2 separate regions of the Mus musculus genome follow, and region 2 is linked to region 1. A link is a loop called in an ENCODE intact Hi-C map of the cell type or tissue named here. Cell type or tissue: left cerebral cortex. All regions are shown on one strand.

What was found. Peaks named below come from ENCODE experiments on the same cell type or tissue, not always from the same donor. Only the 100,000 strongest peaks of a DNase experiment are listed, where the experiment ranks them.
Region 2: a loop joins it to region 1, with 5 times the contacts of the local background. A loop is called at or near these places in 6 of 42 quality-filtered maps.

What each region holds. Positions count from the first base shown.
Region 1 is chr1:45,437,716-45,445,715 of GRCm38, reverse strand. Col5a2 (collagen, type V, alpha 2) reads left to right here. Exons shown (of 54, transcript NM_007737.2): 2 at 2,848-3,069; 3 at 6,833-6,846. Among named protein-coding and RNA genes, the nearest start is that of Col5a2, 62 kb to the left of the region's middle. In left cerebral cortex, no CTCF peak of the experiment used is centred here; no DNase peak of the experiment used is centred here.
Region 2 is chr1:45,659,661-45,667,660 of GRCm38, reverse strand. No RefSeq gene overlaps it. Among named protein-coding and RNA genes, the nearest start is that of Gm23216, 22 kb to the left of the region's middle. In left cerebral cortex, no CTCF peak of the experiment used is centred here; a DNase peak (open chromatin) is centred at 3,347.

The DNA of each region.
Region 1 (8,000 bases):
TCTTAGCTCCAGCTAACCAGCATCAATAGTCCCAGTAATGCCAAGTTTTTGCTTTAGTAGTTCTGGTATCTTGTTAATCACAGCTGATTCTTCAGCCCCAGCTAACCAGAACCGCAGAATCTTCACAATCAAAACAGCAATGGGGAAAAGCCTCGAAGATATGGGTACTGGGGAAAAATTCCTGAATAGAACAGCAATGGCTTGTGCTGTAAGATCAAGAATCGATAAATGGGACCTCATAAAATTGCAAAGCTTCTGCAAAGCAAAAGACACTGTCAGTAAGACAAAAAGGCCACCAACAGATTGGGAAAGGATCTTTACCTATCCCAAATCGGATAGGGGACTAATATCCAATATATATAAAGAACTCAAGAAGGTGGACTCCAGAAAATCAAATAACCCCATTAAAAATGGGGCTCAGAGCTGAACAAAGAATTCTCACCTGAGGAATACCGAATGGCAGAGAAGCACCTGAAAAAATGTTCAACATCCTTAATCATTAGGGAAATGCAAATCAAAACAACACTGAGATTCCACTTCAATCTAGTCAGAATGGCTAAGACCAAAAACTCAGGTGACAGCAGATGCTGGCGAGGATGTGGAGAAAGGGGAACACTCCTCCATTGTTGGTGGGATTGCAAGCTTGTACAACCACTCTGGAAATCAGTCTGGAGGTTCCTCAGAAAATTGGACATAGTACTACCGGAGGATCCCGCAATACCTCTCCTGGGCATATATCCAGAAGATGTCCCAACCGGTAAGAAGAACACATGCTCCACTATGTTCATAGCAGCCTTGTTTATAATAGCCAGAAGCTGGAAAGAACCCAGATGCCCCTCAACAGAGGAATGGATACAGAAAATGTGGTACATTTACACAATGGAATACTACTCAGCTATTAAAAAAATGAATTTATGAAATTCCTAGGCAAATGGATGGACCTGGAGGGTATCATTCTGAGTGAAGTAACCCAATCACAAAGGAACTCGCACAATATGTACTCACTGATAAGTGGATATTAGCCCAGAAACTTAGGATACCCAAGATATAAGATACAACTTGCCAAACGCATGAAATTCAAGAAGAATGAAGACCAAAGTGTGGACACTTTACCCTTTCTTAGAAATGGGAACAAAACACCCATGGAAGGAGTTACAGAGACAAAATTTGGAGCTGTGACGAAAGAATGGACCATCTAGTGATTGCCATATGCAGGGATCCATCCCATAATCAGTTTCCAAATGCTGACACCATTGCATACACTAGCAAGATTTTGCTGAAAGGACCCAGATATAGCTCTCTCTTGTGAGACTATGCCGGGGCCTAGCAAACACAGAAGTGGATGATCAGAGTCAGCTATTGGATGGGTCACACGGCCCCCAGTGGAGGAGCTAGAGAAATTACCCAAGGAGCTAAAGGGAACTGCAACCCTATAGGTGGAACAACAATATGAACTAACCAGTACCCGGGAGCTCTTGTCTCTAGCTGCATATGTATCAAAAGATGGCCTAGTCGGCCATCACTGCAAAGAGAGGCCCATTGGACTTGCAAACTTTATATGCCCCAGTACAGGGGAACGCCAGGGTCAAAAAGGGGGAGTGGGTGGGTAGGAGATTGGGGGGGTGGGTATGGGGGACCTTTGGGATAGCATTGAAAATGTAAACGAGGAAAATACCTAATAATAAAAAAAAAGAAAAAAAAGCAGCAATGGCCCTGAAAAGAGTCTTTAATTTTCCCTCTGAAATTTCACAAACCAGACCTCCATCTTCTGCACTGTTCTCAACATTATCTTCCAAGCTCCTACACAACATCTGACAGAGCTCTTAACAATGAATGGATCTTCAAGCCCAAAGTTCCAAAGTCCTTCCACAGTCCTCCCCAAAACATGGTCAGGTTGTCACAGGAATACTTCACTCTGCTGGTACCAATTTGTCTTAGTCAGGGTCTCTTTTACAGTTTAACAGAAACTATATAGATATGGTATCCTATATATTTGTTTGGTATGGGTAATGGAAACCTAATCCAAGAGACAGAAAATGGTTATTTCATTTTCACTTAATGTTTAAAACAATTCTCTGACACCCATATTGTATTCTTTCGAAACTTCTCCAAGTATATGAGTCTGCTTGAATTCTTTGCATGGGATTTACTTGTATAAATTCTCTAGTAAGTTTAGTCATGTAGGGTTTACATGCACTGGGTTTACATATTCCATTTGGAAATGCTTAGTTGCTCTTTATCAGATCTTATTATGTTCAATCACTCATAACTTCGAGAATAAAACCTTGTGAGAAGCATTCTTTCACTAAAAAGCATACTTTTTTCTTTTCTTTTTGCTTCTTCCTATAATAGGGCAATGCGCATTTTATTCATTAATCCATGAGGAACTATTCACTATTTTATGTACATGCTAAATGTAGTAAGTTCATCTGTTTTTCATCTCTCTTAAGGAGATTAGTCATTTCTCATCTCCTCCCCTCCGCTTTTATTCCTTCTCTTCTTCCCTGACTCCTTCTGTGTGTGTTTGTTAAAGACAAAGGCTGATGTTGGGTATTTACCACAATTGCTTTCTACCTGTATTCTGGGATATGATCTCTCACTAAACCATCCACCTGACTGGTCTTGGCTACAAGTATATGTGATTACACTTGTTTAGCCATTTACAAGGTGACAAGGCTTCATTCTCAGCTTGCCATACTTGTCCAATAGGACCTTTGCCAGCTGAGCCAGATCCTAGCCCTGGGAGTTACTTCTAAGAACTCTTTTAAACCAAAAAGATTCTTTATCTTAAACATTTCCCAAATTATACAATTTCAGATTATCAACCTCTTTTTGTTTTTATTTCAGATGAATATGATGAAGAAATAGCCTGTACTCAACATGGACAGATGTATTTAAATAGAGACATTTGGAAACCTTCTCCATGTCAGATCTGTGTCTGTGACAATGGTGCCATTCTTTGTGACAAGATAGAGTGCCCAGAGGTGCTCAACTGTGCCAATCCTATAACACCCACTGGGGAGTGCTGTCCGGTGTGCCCACAAACTGGAGGTGGAGATACTAGTTTTGGTAAGAATTCTCAAAGCTGTTTCAGAGGAGAACTAACAACTTACCTTTATTTTCCAGTGATTATTGCTTTTAGAGTTTAACAACTCAAGTGAATAATCATAGCAACTAACTCAGTGACTTCAGAGAGTAATGATTTTGAAATCACTGTGAAAAGTGTATATATTCATAATTTTAAAGTGTTCCGAGCTTCCTGGAGTAAGTAAGGAACCTTTTTTTCTCTACTTAGGCCATTAACACAGAAATAGACAGTAATTTTTTGTCGTAATTGTCAGAAGACCTTACTTTGAACGGTCATATCTAATTAGAGAACAATTTGTGCCTTATGGATGGCTGCTGTTATTGGGTTATGAAAGGGGCCTCCATGATAATTAGTTGACTTTCTATTATATTTCTTAATGTTAAGGAAACACAGAAAATATATTTATTGTCTCCTTTACAAGGTTCACTCTAGAGAATGCAGTAATTATTCTTAATATAATTTACTGTTCTAGCAACTTCTCTTACATTGTCTCAACAATCTAGGGTATGAGTAATGTGCACCACACAATAGAAGGAAATGGAATCAATTTCTTGGAGAAAAGAATTGCACCAGCTACTGGGTTTAAAAATATTTTTGCAAGAAAAATATCTGTGTTTAATTGATATTATATTTCAGACTATGCAACAAAGATACAGGCATATATTATCATTCATATATTTTAATGAGTTAGGTAAGACCAACATTAAGCATTTAGGTTGTTTGCTTCAGTACTTATACTAATAATTGTCAAGACATTATCAAAGCTTTATTTTTTCAAATTCCATTGAAAATAGCAATACATATAATAAAAATGTTCAACAGTATACACACAGAAATATTAGACACCAACTTGTATCTTTTCATTTTGGTATTATTTAGCAGAAGCTGCATCTAAAATAATGACTTTATCATTAATGTGTGATAAAGTTAGGTCATAATATGATAAAAATAACACACAAAGGCCATGGAAGCAATAATTTCATAGAATTCCAGGAATAAGTACAATTAATCTTGTGGGGATAAACAAATAGTCCGTGAGAATAGTCAGCAAGTGTTAGAAAGCAAATTATCCAACTTCCTGCAAGTTGTCAGTGTATGGAAGCACAACTCCTTCAAGGGGAGTAGTGACAATGGGCAGAAATAGATTTATAAAAGAAATCAACAGAGAAGAGTGCTTGAGATGCATTAAGTTTATGAGACAAAGTACACACTAGCACCTGTGTGGCCACAGATTAGGTAAAATTGCTGGGGCTCAATAGAGTGGCACATGTATTTAATCCCAAGACAAGTGAGGTAAGAGGATAACAAATTCAAAGTCAGCCTGAACTACATTCTGAGCTGAAGGCTAACAGGAGCTAAATACCAGATATCAAAACTAAATAAAACTCATAACAAACTGAACTAATAGAATATTTAACCAGTTATACAACTTTTTTCTTTTCTTTTCTTTTCTTTTCTTTTCTTTTCTTTTCTTTTCTTTTCTTTTCTTTTCTTTCCTTTCCTTTCCTTTCCTTTCCTTTCCTTTCCTTTCCTTTCCTTCCCTTTCATTTCCTTTCCTTTTCCCCCCTCTCTCTCCCTCTCTCTCTTTCTTTCTTTCTTTCTTTCTTTCTTTCTTTCTTACTTTCCTTCTCTTTCTCTTTTTGAGACAAGTTTTCATGTATACCAAGCTGGTCTTTAACAAATTTAGCCAAGAATAGCCTTGAATTTTCTAAGTGCTGGGCGCTTTCTACATACATAAGTTTTACTAAGTACTAAGCTGTGCCTTCAGCTCAAAACCTAGTAAAGTCACAGGTGTGTCTAAGAAAAAAGGCTTTTCAGCAGGAACGACATGCAATGAATAGGAAGAAAAGCAAGTCTGTGTAAGATGAACTAGGAAGTTGAACAATGAGGCGATAGTACAGAAGAGATGTAGATGGCATCCATGGGAAGAGAAAAATAATAAATTAAAATCAAGAAGAATTAAACACATTAAAAAACACAGTACACGCAGAAGATATATGTATCCTTGAAGAGTTCCCAAAGAAGACACTAATGTAATGGAGCAGAACAAATCATTCAAGAAAGAAACCATCTTAGCACTGACAATACTTGGGCAAACAATTTTGTTAGATGGGCAAGTTGAGCAGATATTTGGAAATTATAATTTAGGCTCCTGTGCATTTTTTTATGACTGGTAATAGATAGTAGGTAGCCACTTGAGATAAGTATTTGTTTAAGGCAATAAACATTGTAAGTTCCAAAACCAAACAAACAAGTAAACCAACAGCAGCAGCAGCAGCAGCAGCAAAAAACCCCACTATCACTACCAACTACCACCAAAAAAACCAACATAAAACAAACAAACAAACAAAACCCCCAACTAACCAAAAAGAAAAAAAAAAGGGTAAAATTCTCTGTTTACAAAAAGCAAAACTGTGTATTTATAAACCTAAGGAAATTAAGTGAAGCATTGCTATAAAGCATTGTAGTATAAAATTAACTTGCAGACTTGCATAGGTTTGCTGTGTAAAAAAATTTTCCCACCTGTGGGATGCTTTTCCTCCTGCTGGGTTGCCTCATCCAGCCTGAATATGAGAGGATGTGCCTAGTTTTATTGCAACTTGATATGTCATGTTTGGTTGATATTCCTGGAAGGCATGTCTTTTTCAGAAGGGAAACTGAGGAGAAGTGGGTCTAAGGGAGAGGGGAGCTGGGAAGAGACTGGGAGGAGAGAAAGGAGGGGAAACCACGGTCTGGGTGTAATATATGTGAGAAGAGTAAATTTTTAAAAAATAAAAATATAAATAATGAGAATAAGATATACAAGAAATATGTGATAAAATTATAATAGAGAAGCAAAAGTTTAAAAATGTCAATGTCCTATTATATTCTTGTGATGTCTACTGCAGCGTTGGGAGCAAAACATTTTTCATTTGAGGTAAATTACTCAGCACATTAAAAATATTACGAACAACATGGAGCAATCGTTGAATTATAATTCATGATAAAACGCCTAGTGCCATATTTTTGCCAGTACTAGAATCTCTGTGAATGTTGTGAAGAAATTATGACTATGTGAGACTATTCCACTATATGAATGATTTCTTTTGTTGGACTTGATTCAGACAGTTTTTGAGCTCTGCCATACTGGGGAGGTGTTGCAGGTAATAATAAAAAAGTCAACCCGCCATCTCTCCTGCCCCGCTGGTCTGTATTCCTGCTCTAGTACCGGTACTGGCGGGCCACAACACTATGTCCCAGCGGGTCCGCTCAGTGCTGAGCTACTCTCTCCCACCTAGCCGAGTTCATCTCACTTCCATGCAGTGCCCCACACACCTCACGATCAGCGATTTCAAAACCTACTACCGGGTAGAATTAAGACTCTTGAGCTTATAGTTAACCAATCAGATTTATCTATTAATAATATCACATTTTACCAGATGCCAATACAATAATTTTAGAGCCAATTGATGATGATAAAACTTTAACCCAATTATTCTAACCTTTAGATAACACCACGTCAGCCTCCATTCTGGTTCTCTCCCTCCTTCCCTTCTGGGACCTCTCTGTCTCCTCAACTCCCAGCTCCTCCTCCCTTTTCCTGTCCAATTACAGGCCTGCCACTGCCCTAATGTGATTGGACAGAGAAAATCCTGCAACAGGGAGGTAACATGTTTGTGAGGAAATATACTATTGAAAGTGTATATGCAGGATGTTTTTCATAGTTGTTTCTCAATATTAATGACATTTTCTTTCTTTTTGTAGGTAGAGGAAGAAAGGTGAGTTTTACTTAGCATGATTCCTTTTTCATAGGCAAAATTCTTTCTTAGAATATCTACATGGAACTGTGCTCTGAACTCTATGGAAACATAGCTTAAATATCAATCATAGATGCCACCCACTCATTGGTATTTAAGGATGTCACTGTAGTTCTTTTTTTCTTTTTCTTGAATGTGACAGGTTAGGAATACAACAGTGTGGCTTTGATTAGAAAAACAAGAGTGCATAAAAATGATGGGACCTGTCAGGAAGTTAACTCTGGCTATATCTAGAGTGTTGAGTGAGATAAGGTCTTCTGAGCATTTCCTTTGCTTCCAAAATTCTCTGTTGCTCACAGATTTGGCTTCATAGTTAGGTGAAGTAATAATATATGTGAGAAAAGAAATTAAGTAAATTCAAATGCATTCCTCCCGCAATCCTTGCTCTTAGAATATATGTGTTGAAGTCATACTTCATTTCCCCAGTTGCTTAATGGAATATAACATTTTATAATGTGTTAATTGATATTAATGAATTAATAATGATGGGTTCAAGAAGATAATCAAGGAAGCAAGATAGGCAGACACAATGATGGCATTAAGGAGATCAAAAATCACAGAAAGACAAATACTGAGACAGGTTAACACTAAATAGTATATGGGGAAATACACCTCAGAGCACACAATCACAAAACCAGTATATATACTTCAAGAGTCCGTAGTTCTACTATTCAAACGAAAAGCCACTGCCGTCTGCTTTGCTTGCTGTGCCTGCACTGAGGGATGTAGACTGGCCTGGCAGTATCTTACAATGCAGTTCACATTTTCCAACTCTCCCCTCAGAGGTTGAGGAAGTACACAAGTAGAACAACTGCACCTGTTGTTCAGATGAGGCAAGCATGTTTACCTTCATTTACTCTTGGCATTTGCTATGAATTCCATGAAAGGGAAACAGGTGGCAAGAGTGGTATACAATATTCCTGAAAACCCTGTCACCTAGGATGTGTGTGAAACTCAAGTACTCTCCTCTGGGTTTCTTTTTGTGATTTGAATCTTTAGGGAGATGTTTCAGCTATGTTCTGTCTTTATATCTTCCCCTGACTTTTTTGAATTGTAATCAATTCGTTGCTATTGATGTAATGAAAATTGAAGCAAAACAAATCTTTGCTCATTTA
Region 2 (8,000 bases), 220 kb before region 1:
TGTTTGTGAGAATTTTACTGTGTATTTTTGCATCAACATTCATAAGGCAAATTGGTCTGAAGTTCTCTTTCTTTGTTGGGTCTTTATGTGGTTTAGATATCAGCAAAACTGTGGCTTCATAGAAAGAATTGGGTATTGTTCCTTCTGTTTCTATTTTGTGGAATAGTTTGAGAAGTATTTGTATTAGGTCTTCTTAGAAGAACTGATAGAACTCTGCAGTAAAACCATCTTGTCCTGGCCTTTTTTTGGTTTGGAGACTTATAATGACTGCTTCTATTTCCTTAGGGGTTATGACATGGATTAGATGGTTTATCTGATTCTGATTTAACTTTGTTTTCTGGTATCTGTCTAGAAAATTGTCCACTTCATCCAGATTTTCCAGTTTTGTTTAATATAGGCTTTTGTAGTGGAATCTGATGATTTTTTGAATTTCCTCATTTTCTGTTGTTATATCTCGCATTTCATTTTTTATTTTGTTAATTTGGATACTATCTCTGTGCTTTCTGGCTAGTCTGGCTAAGGGTTTATCTATCTTGTTTATCTTCTCAAAGAACTAGCTCCTGGTTTTGTTGATTCTTTGTATGGTTCTTTTTGGCTGATTTCAGCCCTGATTATTTCCTGTGGTCTACTCCTCTTGGGTGTATTTGCTTCTTTTTGTTCTAGAGCTTTTAGGTGTGCTGTCAAGCTGGTTGTGTATGCTTTCTATAATTTCTTTATGGAAGTACCGAGGGCTATGAGTTTTCCCCTTAGCACTACTTTCATTTTTCTCCATAAGTTTGAGTATGTTGTACCTTCATTAAATTCTAAAAAGTCTTTAAATTCTTTCTGAATTTCTTCTCTGACTAAGTTATTATTGAGTAGAGAGTTCAGTATATGGGCTTTCTGTTGTTTTTGTTGCTATTGAAGACCAGCCTGAGTTTATGGTGATCTGATTGAATGCATGGGATTATTTCAATCTTCTTGCATGAATTGAGGTTTGTTTTGTATCAGATTATATGGGCAGTTTTTGAGAGTACAGTGAGGTGCTGAGAAGAAGGTACATTCTTTTGTTTTAGGGTGAAATGTTATATAGATATCTGTTAGATCCATTTGTTTCATAGTTTCTTCTTCTTCTTTATTATTATTATTATTATTATTATTATTATTATTATTATTATTATTATTATTATTATTTTCACTGTGTCTCTGTTTAGTTTCTGTTTCCATGATCTGTTCATTGGTGAGAGTGGGGTGTTTAAGTCTCCTACTATTATTGTGTGTGAGGTTCAATGTATGCTTTGAGCTTCAGTAACATTTCTTTTCCAAATGTGGGTGCTTTTGCATTTGGGGCAAAGATGTTCAGAACTAAGAGTTCTTCTTGGTAGATTTTTCCTTTGATGAGTATGTAGTATCCTTCATCTTTTTTGATAATTTTTGGTAAAAGTTCTATTTTATTGGATATTAGAATGGCTCTTCAAGCTTGTTACTTGGAATTATTTCCTTGAAAATTTTCCCAACTTTTGTTTTGAGGTAGTGTCTGTCTTTGCATTGAGGTGTGTTTCCTGTATGCTACAAAATGCTCAGCCCTGTTTACATACCCAGTGTGTTAGCCTATGTCTTTTTATTGGGGAATTGAGTCCACTGATATTGAGATATACTAGGGACCAATGATTGTTGGTTTCTGTTATTTTTGTTGTTAGAGGTGGAATTATGTTTGTGTGCCTCTCTTCTTTTGGGTTTTGCTGTGAGAAGATTAATTTTTTGCTTTTTCTTGGGTGTAGTTTCCCTTCTTGTGTTGGAGCTTTCCTGCTATTATCCTCTGTAGTGCTAGATTAGTGGAAAGATATTGTTTAAATTTGGTTTTTCTCTTGGAATACTTTGCTTTATCCATCTATGGTAACTGATAGTTTTGCCAGGTATAGTAGCCCAGGCTGGCATTTTTGTTCTCTTAGGGTCTGTATGACATCTGCCCAAGATCTTCTGGCTTTTAGAGTATCTGTTGAGTAGTCTGGTGTAATTCTGAGAGGTCTGCCTTTATATGTTACTTCACCTTTTTCCCTTACTGCTTTTAATATTATTTCTTTGTTCTTTGCATTTGGTCTTTTAATCATTATGTTATGTGAGGAATTTCTTTTCTCATCTCATCTGTTTGGTGTTCTGTAGGATTCTTGTATGTTTATGGGCAACTCTTTCTTTATGTTAGGGACGTTTTCTTCTATAATTTTGTTGAAGATATTTACTGGCCCTTTTCATTGGGAATCTTCACTCTCTTCTATACCTATTACTCTTAGGTTTGGTCTTTTCATTGTGTCCTGGACTCCTTGACTGATTTGAGTTAGGAGATTTTTGCATTTTGTATTTTCTTTGACTGTTGTGTCAATATCTTCTGTGGTATCTTCTACACCTGAGATTCTCTTTTCTGTTTCTAGTATTTTGTTGGTGATGCTTACATCTATGACTCTTGTTCTCTTTCCTAGGTTTTCTATCTCCAGCTTGTCTCCTTTTGTGTTTTCTTTAATCTTTTTATTTCCAATTTTAGATCCTGGATAGTTTTGTTCAATTACTTCACCTGTTTGTATTTTTCTGTATTTCTTTAAGGGATTCATGTGTTTCCTCTTTAAGGGCTTCTACATCTTTATCTGTGTTCTCCTATATTTCTTTAAAGGAGTTATTTATGTCACTTTTGAAGTCCTCTATTTTCTTCATGAGATGAGAATTTAGATCTGAATTTTGCTTTTTAGGTATGTTGGGGTATCCTGGGCTTGATGTGGTAGAAGAATTGGGTTCTGATGTTGTCAAGTAGTATTGTTTTCTGTTGCTGATTTTCTTGTGCTTGCCTTTTACCATCTGGTTGTCTCTGGTATTAACTGGCCTTGATGTCTCTGAATTAAGTCTGTCTCTCCTGAGAGCCTGTGATCTTGTGATCCTAGATGTGTCCTTGAGGACATCTGCCTGTCTTCTGAGTGGATGGGGATCCAGAACACAGGCTCTGCTTCAGGCCCAGGTGGAAGCTGGAAGTTGAATGCATCTCTGGTTGGGCAGGGTACTTGAGTCCCTGGGTCCCAGGGATCCTGGTTACCCCAGGTATTGGGGCGGGTTTTGCTGTCTCACCCATCATCCTGGATATGTCAGAACACCTTAGAGGTCAAGCTGTGAATGAGTGTGGGCTGAGTGAGAGAGAATTCAGAGCACAGGCTCTGCTCCAGGATATAGGTGCAAGCCAGAAGGACCTCTGGACTAAATTTTAAATGTATCTTAACACCTCGTTTTAATTGAAGGAAAGTATTCACTGCCAATTACTAGCAGTGTAAGAGTTCAGACTTGCAGGGAATGTTCCAGGGTTGTGGCTATGCTCCAATTCCCTTTCTTCACAGTGAGATAAAAATGTGCACGAAAGAAGCACACATTGGAATCCCAATTTTCATTTACAGTATTTCTCTAATATGTTCCTGCTCCAAATATCAAAACTTGGTGATCCAAGAGCACAAAGAACAGCTGAGAAAGAATCAAAGTAAACACTGTACCTTGCATGTAGCAAAGCCTGCCAATGTAAGATTAGAACTCTCCATCCTAGCAAGAAAACAGCTTTGGAAAGTTGTCTACATTTGTGACTCACAGATATTCCCAAGGGTTCCTGTTTTCATCCTACAATCAACAGAGCGTGGAGGAACATATGCAGTTCCAATCAACTTCTGATATTAAGCAACTTGGCTGAAAGAGATGTTTAAAACATTTTTTAGAAAGATGATAAATTTCAGTGTTTTAATTTTTAAACAAAATTCCAGATTTTAAATTGGTTTAACTTCTAATTCAACATGGACTAAAAACAAAGGCGGAAGAAAAAATACTATTTTATACAATACTATGAGTTTAGCAATTTTTTTTTCCATTTTAAAACTACTAAACTAGGGGGTACATATTTGAATGAAAGCTCTGCTCTCCCTCACTTCAGATATATATCATTCCAAATTGCCTCCTGATCCTCGGTCTATATCCAACATTTCTGGCTCAGGATATCACCTTGGCTTCTACTTGGACCAGCCACCTCTCATTCTCCCAGGATTTGATTGCTGTCTAATGTCCATTTTTGTCTATTCCAAGCTTTCAAATATTGGATAACATTCTTGGGATACATTTTCTCCCCACAGTAGTAGTCTATCTTATTCACTATACATGTAGGCTGGTAATTTCCACCCGCAAAGCTTACTTATAACTAAAAGTGAGATTTCTTAGTCCTCCTATTCTTTCCAAGGTCCTAATACATAAAGCTAAACTTTAAAAATTATTGTGATCTAATTATGATCACTTGGGGTTTTCTGGTAATAACACAGATATAAATATAACAAAAGAAATATTATAAAATTTTATAATTTTATCTCAATATGTGTCATTCCTTCATTAAATAGGCATGTGATAGAAGAAGCCTGATCTCACAACCTCCTATATGACTCACACCTGCCATATTCTCTGTCCTAGCTCTGCCTGACTATTGGTAATCCTCTGAAACAACTTTTCCTTGGAATGACAGTTCTTTGTTCAAGTTCCACAGCTATCCTTGCCTTGGTTCTACAGATCAGACTGGGGACAAACTGGGTTCAGACCAGACACTTGTTCAATTTAACTTGTACAGAATATTAGATATATATTATTTTTATATGAATATTTTTCATAACAGTTGCTAGTCTATGAAAATTAGAATAATAAGCTTAAAAATTAGAGAGTCCTATTTCTTGGAGTACTACTCAGCTATTAAAAAGAATGAATTTATGAATTTCCTAGGCAAATGGATGTAGCTGGAGGGCATCATCCTGATTGAGGTAACCCAATCACAAAAGAACTCACACAATATGTACTCACTGATAAGTGGATATTAGCCCAGAAACTTAGAATACCCAAGATACAAGATACAATTTGCAAAACACATGAAACTCAAGAAGAAAGAAGACCAAAGTGTGGACACTTTGCCCCTTCTTAGAATTGGGAACAAAACACCCATGGAAGGAGTTACAGAGACAAAGTTTGGAGCTGAGACACTGCAACCTTACAACCTACAACAATATGAACTAACCAGTACCCCCGGAACTCGTGTCTCTAGCTGCATATGTAGCAGAAGATGGCCTAGTTGGCCATCATTGGGAAGAGAGGCCCCTTGGTCTAGAGACTGCCATCCCCGGGGATCATTCCCATAATCAGCCTCCAAACGCTGACACCATTGCATACACCAGCAAGATTTTGCTGAAAGGATCCTGATATGGCTGTCTCTTGTGAGGCTATGCTGGGCCCTGGCAAACACAGAAGTGGATGCTCACAGTCAGCTATTGGATGGAACACAGGGTTCCCAATGGAGGAGCTAGAGAAAGTACCCAAGGAGCTAAAGGGGTCTGCGACCCTACAATCTACAACAATATGAACTAACCAGTTCCCCCCGGAACTTGTGTCTCTAGCTGCATATGTAGCAGAAGATGGCCTAGTCGGCCATCATTGGGAAGAGAGGACCCTTGGTCTTGCAAACTTTATATGCCTCAGTACAGAGGAATGCCAGGGCCAAGAAGTGGGAGTGGGTGGGTAGGGGAGTTGGGGGGGGGAGCATCTGGGGGACTTTTGGGATAGCATCTGAAATGTAAATGAAGAAAATACCTAATTAAAAAATAAATTAAACAACATTTGGGAAAAAATTAGAGAGTCCTATTTCTGACTGACAATCAGATCATGCAATACTGGGTCCTTATTTTTGCACAGCAACATCCAGAAATAAGAAATGCCTGGCAAGTACTCTGATCTGGTAGCCACTACACCTGAGCCACTTTCCCAACTCATCATAGTAGAGTTTGGAGTTTGTAATACTTGCTATAGGTACAGCATATGTATTCACAAGCACACAAAATGATCCTGAGAGGTTCTGTTTCACTCATGTATTAGAGAGAATTTGATATGCTAATTTAGTATCTGTGTACTTCATTTTGAAAAATGATCTCAGATGTTGTCTTAGTCAGGGTTTCTATTCCTGCACAAACATCATGACCAAGAAGCAAGTTGGGGAGGAAAGGGTTTATTTGGCTTACACTTCCATGCTGCTGTTCATCACCAAAGGAAGTCAGGACTGGAACTCAAGCAGGTCAGGGAGCAGGAGCTGATGCAGAGGCCATGGAGGGATGTTCTTTACTGGCTTGCCTCACCTGGCTTGCTCAGCCTGCTTTCTTATAGAACCAAGACTACCAGCCCTGAGATGGTCCCACCCACAAAGGGCCTTTCCCCCTTGATCACTAATTGAGAAAATGCCTTACAATTGCATCTCATGGAGGCATTTCCTCAACTGAAGCTCCTTTCTCTGTGATAACTCCAGCTGTGTCAAGTTGACACAAAACTAGCCAGTACAGATGTGTCTTTAATTTTAAAAATGTGCATTTTCTCAAATCTCCACTTAAACTTCTTCTCTCATGCACCCAATGAAACAACACTCTCTGTTTGCTTGGTTCACTCTCTTCCTGTTCTCCCACTTTTCAACTTGGTTCACCCTCTTCCTGTTCTTCCATTTTTAGACTTCCTCCATTATTTTAAAATTTAAGATGCAAAAATAGAATCAACACAAAAGTACATAGACTGTGATTCACATTAACATTCATTACAAAGAGGTTTCCAAACATGTCTAAGTAATTTTGATAAATCGAATTTCTACTTCTAATAGTAAAAATTGTTTTATGGTATCTAATGTCAGATAATGCAAACGTGACATGTTTCTGTTTATGAATTCTATAATGATTCCTTTACCTAATAATTCATATTTGTAATAAAAATTATTAAAAATCCTGGCACGGGGCTTCTTCCCTGCCTTAGATGACTTATATTTCCAGATGAAAGACACATATAACCTTTATATTTTCAAATAGCCATAGGTAGCACAATAGCTGGGCATTGCCCACCTTCCATGTTTTTAGAATCTACCTTCCTATTGGTAAGCCCAAGTTATCACTATTTGCTATGTTCCATCTGGGCTGCACTTAACTCCCATTGGGCAGCCCTCCGGGCTAGGTTCTATTGCCCCTTAGCCCATGAAGACTCTTCTTCCTCCTGTTTGTTCTTCCTTTATCTCATGTCAGCTTCCTCTTTCCTCCTTGTAGTCCTCTCTCTCCAAGCCCGCAAAACCTCAACCCTAACTATGTCACTTCTGCCCAGATATTGGCTGTTGACTTACTTATTTTTTTTTGTTTTTTTTTCTTTCCATTATTTATTAGGTATTTAGTTCATTTACATTTCCAATGCTATACCAAAAGTCCCCCATACCCACCCACCCCCACTCCCCTACCCGCCCACTCCCCCTTTTTGGCCCTGGCGTTCCCCTGTTCTGGGGCATATAAAGTTTGTGTGTCCAATGGGCCTCTCTTTCCAGTGATGGCCGACTAGGCCATCTTTTGATACATATGCAGCTAGAGTCAAGAGCTCCGGGGTATTGGTTAGTTCATAATGTTGATCCACCTATAGGGTTGCAGATCCCTTTAGCTCCTTGGGTACTTTCTCTAGCTCCTCCATTGGGAGCCCTGTGATCCATCCATTAGCTGACTGTGGGCATCCACTTCTGTGTTTGCTAGGCCCCGGCATAGTCTCACAAGAGACAGCTACATCTGGGTCCTTTCGATAAAATCTTGCTAGTGTATGCAATGGTGTCAGCGTTTGGATGCTGATTATGGGGTGGATCCCTGGATAAGGCAGACTCTACATGGTCCATCCTTTCATCTCAGCCCCAAACTTTGTCTCTGTAACTCCTTCCAAGGGTGTTTTGTTCCCACTTCTAAGGAGGGGCATAGTGTCCACACTTCAGTCTTCATTTTTCTTGAGTTTCATGTGTTTAGGAAATTGTATCTTATATCTTGGGTATCCTAGGTTTTGGGCTAATATCCACTTATCAGTGAGTACATATTGTGTGAGTTCCTTTGTGAATGTGTAACCTCACTCAGGATGATGCCCTCCAGGTCCATCCATTTGGCTAGGAATTTCATAAATTCATTCTTTTTAATAGCTGAGTA